Regions from separate parts of the Homo sapiens genome. Here region 1 is linked to region 2. A link is a contact called in ENCODE Hi-C or POLR2A ChIA-PET data. All regions are on one chromosome and are shown on one strand. Each heading gives the region's core, a stretch centred on a gene start or an enhancer-like site at or near the end of the contact. The rest is flanking DNA. Distances are from core to core; before and after follow the strand shown. Region 1 overlaps APBB1IP (amyloid beta precursor protein binding family B member 1 interacting protein). Region 2 holds the start of ANKRD26 (ankyrin repeat domain containing 26).

What was found. Hi-C counts contacts between places; a loop is a spot of excess contacts on that map. ChIA-PET counts read pairs that join two places held with the same protein, here RNA polymerase II (POLR2A). Pooled maps may share reads with other maps.
Region 1: a pooled map shows a loop between it and region 2 (3-fold over the local background). The contact joins the enhancer-like site here to the promoter of ANKRD26 in region 2. A Hi-C loop is called at or near these places in 1 of 168 maps with a recorded cell type or tissue (CD4-positive, alpha-beta memory T cell) and 9 of 50 pooled maps. POLR2A ChIA-PET finds 5 or more read pairs at or near these places in 1 of 52 experiments (activated CD4-positive, alpha-beta T cell).

What each region holds. Positions count from the first base shown.
Region 1 is chr10:26,455,526-26,459,025 of GRCh38, forward strand. The region is part of intron 2 of APBB1IP (amyloid beta precursor protein binding family B member 1 interacting protein); the gene reads left to right. Among named protein-coding and RNA genes, the nearest start is that of APBB1IP, 19 kb to the left of the region's middle. Within about 2 kb of position 1,671, at least 3 of the 41 ENCODE cell types and tissues checked have a DNase peak (open chromatin) inside an H3K27ac peak, as active enhancers do.
Region 2 is chr10:27,098,517-27,101,920 of GRCh38, forward strand. ANKRD26 (ankyrin repeat domain containing 26) reads right to left here and starts at 1,978. Exons shown (of 34, transcript NM_014915.3): 1 at 1,569-1,978. The coding sequence starts at 1,810. RefSeq lists an enhancer at 1,415-1,474 and a silencer at 1,645-1,824.

The sequences.
Region 1 (3,500 bases), core at 421-2,920, 640 kb before region 2:
AGAATAATAATAATAAGAAGAAAAACGTCTTTGGGGATGCTCACGTTAACTTAGTAAAGTTACGTGGTTACTGTTATGTGAAACACATATAAAATACATACACTTCCCGAAGTTGAATTTTACACTATGTCTGCTGATTCAGCTGTTTAGAGTTTTGGGGGATTTCTTTTTTTTTGGTTTGTGGTTCCAAGGCCACAGCTTTGGAAAACAGTGTGTCAATTCTTCAAAAGTTAAATACTTACAGAGTTACCATATGCCCCAGCAGTTGCACTCTTAGGAGTGCCAAGAGAAATCGAAACATACATCCACACAAAAATGTGCAGGCAAGTGTTCATACCGGCATAATTTGTATTAGCTGAAAAAATGGAAACAACCCAAATGTCCATCAACTAATAAAAAGAAATGAAGTGTCAGCACATATTACATTTTGGATTGAACTTTGAACACATTAAGTGAAAGAAGCCAGACACAAAAGACCACATTAATGTATCATCCCATTGATAGGAAATGTCCAGAATAGGCAGCTTTATATAGAGAGGAAGTAGAATAATGATTGCTAAGGGATGGGGAGAGGAGGAGTGAACGGATACAGGGTTTCTTTTATAGGAGAAGAAAATGTTCTAAAATTAGATTGTGGTGATGGTTGCACAACCCTGTGAATATGCCAGAACCATTGAATTATACACTTTAAATAGGTGGATTGTTTCATTTCACCTGCATGCAAGGAGCTGCTCTATCCACGGGAAAATGGATGCACTAGGTGCAATTTGCACTCTGGGTTCAGTACATTAAGTGAAAGCCTTTGGTGTGCCTAGGAATTATAGGGAAAATAGCAGTGATAGCAGCGGAGTAGATTTTAGGAGAGAACAGGATGGATGTCTGAAAGATGAGGTTGGAGGGGTTGATGCGGGTTGGACTATGGAAAAATTTAAAAGCCACCTTATGGAGTTTATATTAAATCCTATGGACAGTAGAGAGCCACTGAAAAGTTTTGCTACTTGAAAGAATATGACAGAACTGGGTTTTAAGAAGAAAACTCTGGTGGCATTATAGAAGCTGATTTAAGAAGCAGAGACTGTGGCGAGCATCTGTATTCCCAGCTACTCAGGAGGCTGAGGTGGGAGGATGGCTTTTGTCCAGGAGGTTGAGACTGCGATGAGCCGTGATCATGCCACCGCACTCCAGCCTGGGTGACAGAGCAAGAACCTGTCTAAAAAAAAAAAAAAAAAAAAAGGAGAGACTGTTTGAGCCTGTGTAGGCATATGAAAAATAATTACAAAAGAAAAGAAGGAGAGATTGGAGATAGGAAGATGAAAAGTAAGCTGGGGGCAGAATCCTGATAAGATGTGGAAGACCTGTACTAGGATGGTAGCTGGGGAAAGTGTGGGACAAGTTCAAGGGCATTAGAAAGGCTAAACTGACCAGACAAACTGATCATATTTGGGACTTCCAGAATAGGTGATGCTTCTGAGAAGATTGGCTTAGTGAAGGTTATTGGGCTATAGGTCAAGATAAATGTAGGCTGGTTTTTTGGGTGTTTGTTTCTTTAGCAAGAGAGGGATACTATCTGAAAAGAGGAGTCCTTGTGTCCAAGTGGCTCCTTTTAGACACTCACAGCACAGGAGCTAGGCTGTGCTTGGTCATTGCAGATGTTCATAGCCATCAAGTCAGCCCACCTGTGTTTCTTCTCCGAGCCTTGTCTTCCCTTTCTCTGGTCTGCTTTTTCAAATTCTAATGTACGCTTCTTTTTCAGTTCCCCAATTTCTGGTAACTATCGCATTTGAATTTTTCTTTTTTAAGAGACAGGGTCTAACTCTGCTGCCAGGCTGGTCTTGAACTCTTGGCCTCAAGCAATCCTCCTGCCTCCGCCTTCCAAAGTGCCAGGATTACAGGTATCAGCCACTGTGCCTGGCCTCACCTTTGATTTTGGTATCCTTTACCCAGACATCCAGTCGCAGCCTCACTTCACTGCACTGTTCAACTCCTAACTCAGTATCTGATTTTCATCCAGGGTTTCTCTGTGCTGACTTTGTCCCCAGTTCCCAAGATAACATCTGGCTTAGATCTCCCTATACCAAAACCTATACTGGTAAGCCAGGGGACCTGGGAACAGGCTGAAGAGGAGGCTGGAAGGAGGCCATGTTGCATTTAAACCACCGGTAGGGCTGCCTGGTGGAAATGCTCTCTATGCAATGGGAAGTATAATTGCAGGGCTTAAAAATGAGGAGGGAGAGGAAGACACAGATAAGTATGAGTTTTCTGCTTCCCTCTGAAGCAATATCTATAGAGATTAGATAACAGGAATAAGTATAATACCAAACAAAGATCAGGGAAGATTTATCCTAAAGATAATCTGGATCATAGCTACAATGACTAAATTATTTGCTCTGAAAGGGTAAACTTGTTACCACCATTCCTTCAGAAAACACTTAAAGCTGGGTCTTTATTGGTATTTATGAAATCTGGATATTTTTATGGCCTGACTAATACCTTTGTCAAGCCCTTGGACAGCAGAGAAGTTGTATGGAGCCGAAAGTGCAAGGACTTAATGAATGATTTCTTGAAAGTATTACTGAAACTCTCTGGATGTGGTGTCTCATGCCTGTAATCTCCGCACTTTGGGAGGCCAAGGTCGGTGGATCACTTGAGGTCAGGAGTTTGAGACTAGCTGGACCAACACGGTGAAACCGCGTCTCTATTGAAAATATAAAAATTAGCTGAGCGAGGTGGCATGCACCCTTAGTCCCAGCTACTTGGAAGGCTGAGGTGGGAAAGTCGCTTGAACCTAGGAGGCGGAGGTTGCAGTGAGCCAAGATCTTGCCGTTGCACTCCAGCCTGGGTGACCAAGCAAGACTCTGTCGAAAGGAAGGAAGGAAGGTAGGAAAAGGGAAGGAAGGAAGGAAGGGAGGGAGGGATGGAGGGAGGGAGAGAGGGATTACTGAAAGTTTTTCTGGAAAGATCCATGAACACCTGACCAAAAAATTAACAAAGCTAATTTTCCAGTATCACTTTTTTCTCTCAGTGTCTACATCATAACAAACCTAAGTTGTATCTTAATACATTATTTGCCTTTTATATCAGAGCATCACTGGACCATTGTAAGGCAGTAGTAATAAGTTATTAATGATAAAATAGGTAACAAACAAAGACTATAATATGCTATCATCAAAAAATTAAGGCCATATTTCACTTCATGTTTTAGATTCTGGTAGGATTTTAAAGCACCAAATTCTTTGATATTTTTGAATATACTTTCACTAATTCTATTATTATCTACTTTATTCTTATTTACTGTTCTGTTTTAATTATTGTCTGCTTTCATTACTTTTTTCTCCAAAATTTCCTCTGAATTTGACTTTAATTAAATTGTGTATAAGTGTGTATTTTCTTTACTGTGGTTATTTTCTTTTCTTTTCTTTTATTATTATTATACTTTGAGTTTTAGGGTACATGTGCACAATGTGCAGGTTAGTTACATATATATACATGTGCCATGCTGG
Region 2 (3,404 bases), core at 728-3,227:
ATTATACAAATGCCCAGAAATAACAAATTTTACCACTTTTTTTTTTTTTTGAGACGGAGTCTTGCTCTGTCGCCCAGGCTGGAGTGCAGTGGCGTGATCTCCGCTCACTGCAAGCTCCGCCTCCCGGGTTCACGCCATTCTCCTGCCTCAGCCTCCGGAGTAGCTGGGACTACAGGCGCCCGCCACCATGCCCGGCTGATTTTTTTGTATTTTTAGTAGAAACGGGGTTTCACTGTGTTAGCCAGGATGGTCTCGATCTCCTGACCTCGTGATCCGCCCGCCTCGGCCTCCCGAAGTGCTGGGATTACAGGCGTGAGACACCGCGCCTGGCCAAATTTTACCACGTTTTGTACATATTTTCAGCTAACACAAGACCACAGTCTGTATGTATAATCAAACTTTTTTTCTCACTTGAGATACCAAAGTATATCCTCACATGCCAATACACTTCTGTATCTATTGCCACTTTCTTTTCTTTCTTTCTTTTTTTTGAGACAGAGTTTTGCTCTTGTTGCCCAGGCTGGAGTGCAATGGCACGATCTTGGCTCACTGCAACCTCTGCCTCCCAGGTTCAAGCGATTCTCCTGCCTCAGTCTTCGGAGTAGCTGAGATTACAGGCTCCCACCACCATGCCTAGCTAATTTTTGTATTTTTAGTAGAGACGGGGTTTCACCATGTTGGCCAAGCTGGTCTCGAACTTCTGACCTCAGGATATCCGCTTGCCTTGGTCTCCTAAAATGCTGGGTTTACAGGCGCGAGCCACCACGCCTGGCCTCTACTGCCACTTTCAATGGTCACATATTATCATGCACTGACATTTATTCACAAAATCCATTCTATGGGTTCTCCTTAATACACTGCTTAAGCAATGCTGAGAAAAACAAATTACTTGTATATCTATTTCCTAAAGGCATTTTATTTCTTTTTCTTTTTGAAAGATAGGGTCTTGCTCTGTTGTCACTGACATACCTCACTGCAGCCTAGAACTCCTGGGCTCAAGTGATGCTCCTGCCTCAGCCTTCCAAGTAGCTGAGACTATTAGAGTTGGGGGGGGGGGTCTCGCTATAATGCCCAGGCTGGCCTTGAACTCCTGGCCTCAAGCAATCCTCCCGCCTCAGCCTCCCGAAGTGCTGTGATTACAGGCGCGAGCCACCGCGCCTGACGAATAACAGATTTTATAGAAATAATTTTTAACCCAGAAGTTGCTATATTATGGAAACTGCTTATCTCATTATGCACCTTTCCATAAGTGTATGACATTGTATCTTAAATGTGTACATTAAAAATAAAACGCTGTACGTGCTTTTGTTCGTTAATTCACTTTAAAATTGTCACTTAAGTGCTCTCTAAGGGATTTCGGGGGGATCGGAAACCAGCTAGAGTTCTGTTTTTGTTTTTCTGCTCAGAAAGGCGGCCTGGGCGCTGGAGCCCTGCAAGGTGTCACCGTCCCAGGGGCTACGGAGCCCGCGGGAGGCTGATCCAGGCCCTGGGTGGCTCCCACAAAAGGGGCCCCTCTTCCTGCCCGCCTACTCCAGTGGCACTCAGTCCGGGCTTGCGACGCCTATTACCTGTTCATCTTGTCTCTATCGTTCAAGCCATTCTTCCTGAGCAAAAGGATCTGCTGCACTTTCGCCACATTACCCGCGCTGGCAGCTTTGTGGATCTTGCCGAGATCTCGGTCTCGGACGTGGTAGCCGGGCTGCGAGTAGGCGCCCTCCCCCGGCTCGCCCCCGCCTCCCGCGCTGCTCCTCTGCCGCCGCGCGAAGGAGCCCAAGGGCGACTCGCCCTTCTTACTAAAAATCTTCTTCATGGCCCAGGCGACCGGGCTTCAGAGACACCTCATGTCTCTCTCGGCTCTTAACGGCCTCCGGAGCCCAACATAACAAGTCAGCCCCGGCTGGCCGCAGCCTCCCAAAGGAAACTCCGCGGTTTCCAATCTCTCCCTCCGGGTTACCAAGCAAGCGATCCCGCTAGACACAAGTGCGCATGCGCACCTCAGATGGCAAGGTCCACGCGCGTGCGCACGAAGGCCCAGTGGTCAAGTGTGCTCCATGCGCATGTGCAAGGCCCAGACCTCGCAAATCTCGGCGACTGGGACGAGCCCTGCGTTCCTGTCAAACAAATGTCGGTGGGAGTCTGGCTGAGTGTTCAGGACGTTTGCGAAAAGAAGCCTCGCGCCTGTGGGGAAGCAGCCTTTACGCATGACTGGGACTGGAGTAGCGTGGAGTTTTAAGATGCTGAAAGCCTCTTCTCCGAGAAAACTCCCCTAAGAAACTCTCTGAATCTCCCTATCTCTCAGTTTATTCCCCTTCCATGTCCCTTTGGGTGCCATCTGGTCTCCATGAGAACTTAACAGATGCAACAACAGAGGGCACAGGATTTCGGAGATCGTGGCATATGTGTCAAGTGCAGAGGGCACAGGATTTCGGAGATCGTGGCAATATGTGTCAAGTGCAAACTTACGAGGAGAAACCAATGCACATTCTCCAGAAGAAATGAGAACGCATTTCTGCATGCCTCCTTCCCCCACCCCTCTGCCTTTGGCCCAGCCTTATGTTTTATTTTTTGCTTTTGATTTTCCAAGGTTACATCTCTTTCTTCTTTTTTTTTTTTTTTTCCCCAACAGAGTCTCGCTTTGTCGCCCAGACTGTAGTGCAGTGGTGCAATCACGGCTCACTGCAGTCTCCACCTCCTGGGCTCAACGATACTCCCACCTCAGCCTCCTGAGTGAGTAGCTGAGACTACAGACGCAAGCCACCACGCCCGGCTATTTTTGCATTTTTTGTAGAGACAGGGTCTCACCATGTTGCCCAGGCTGGTCTCCGACTCCAGGGCTCAAATGATGCTCCCATCTCAGCCTCCCAAAGTGCTGGGATTACAGGTGTGAACCACCACGCCCAGCCTAGATTGAATAATTTGACAACAAATTGGAATTAGCAACGCAGACGTCAAGTGGAGTCTCAGCAGAAATTGCTGCTGGAATGCACCTCCATAGCTCTGGACAGCTCTAGGGTCCCTTGTGGAGGAGGTGGCTGGCCCCAGAACAGGCGTCTTTATTGCCAAGTGAGAAATGAGCAAAAACAAAACAACACTTCTCAGGCCTCTCCAGCTTAGCTAGATCAAATGGTTTTGATGTGGGAGAGTGGTTTCCACTATCGTCACCAAGAATTTTCCTCCTACACTACCCCAGCTAGAAAGTTATGTTGTCTCCTCAACACTCCCCAAGGTGATCTATGAAGCTAGTCAAGTCCCAGCACTTTAGGAGGCCGAGGTGGGTGGATTACCTGAGGTCAGGAGTTCGAGACCAGGCCAACGTGGTGAAACCCCGTCTCTACTAAAAATACAAAAATTAGCTGGGTGTGGTGGTGCATGCCTGTAGTCCCAGCTACTCGGGAGGCTGAGGC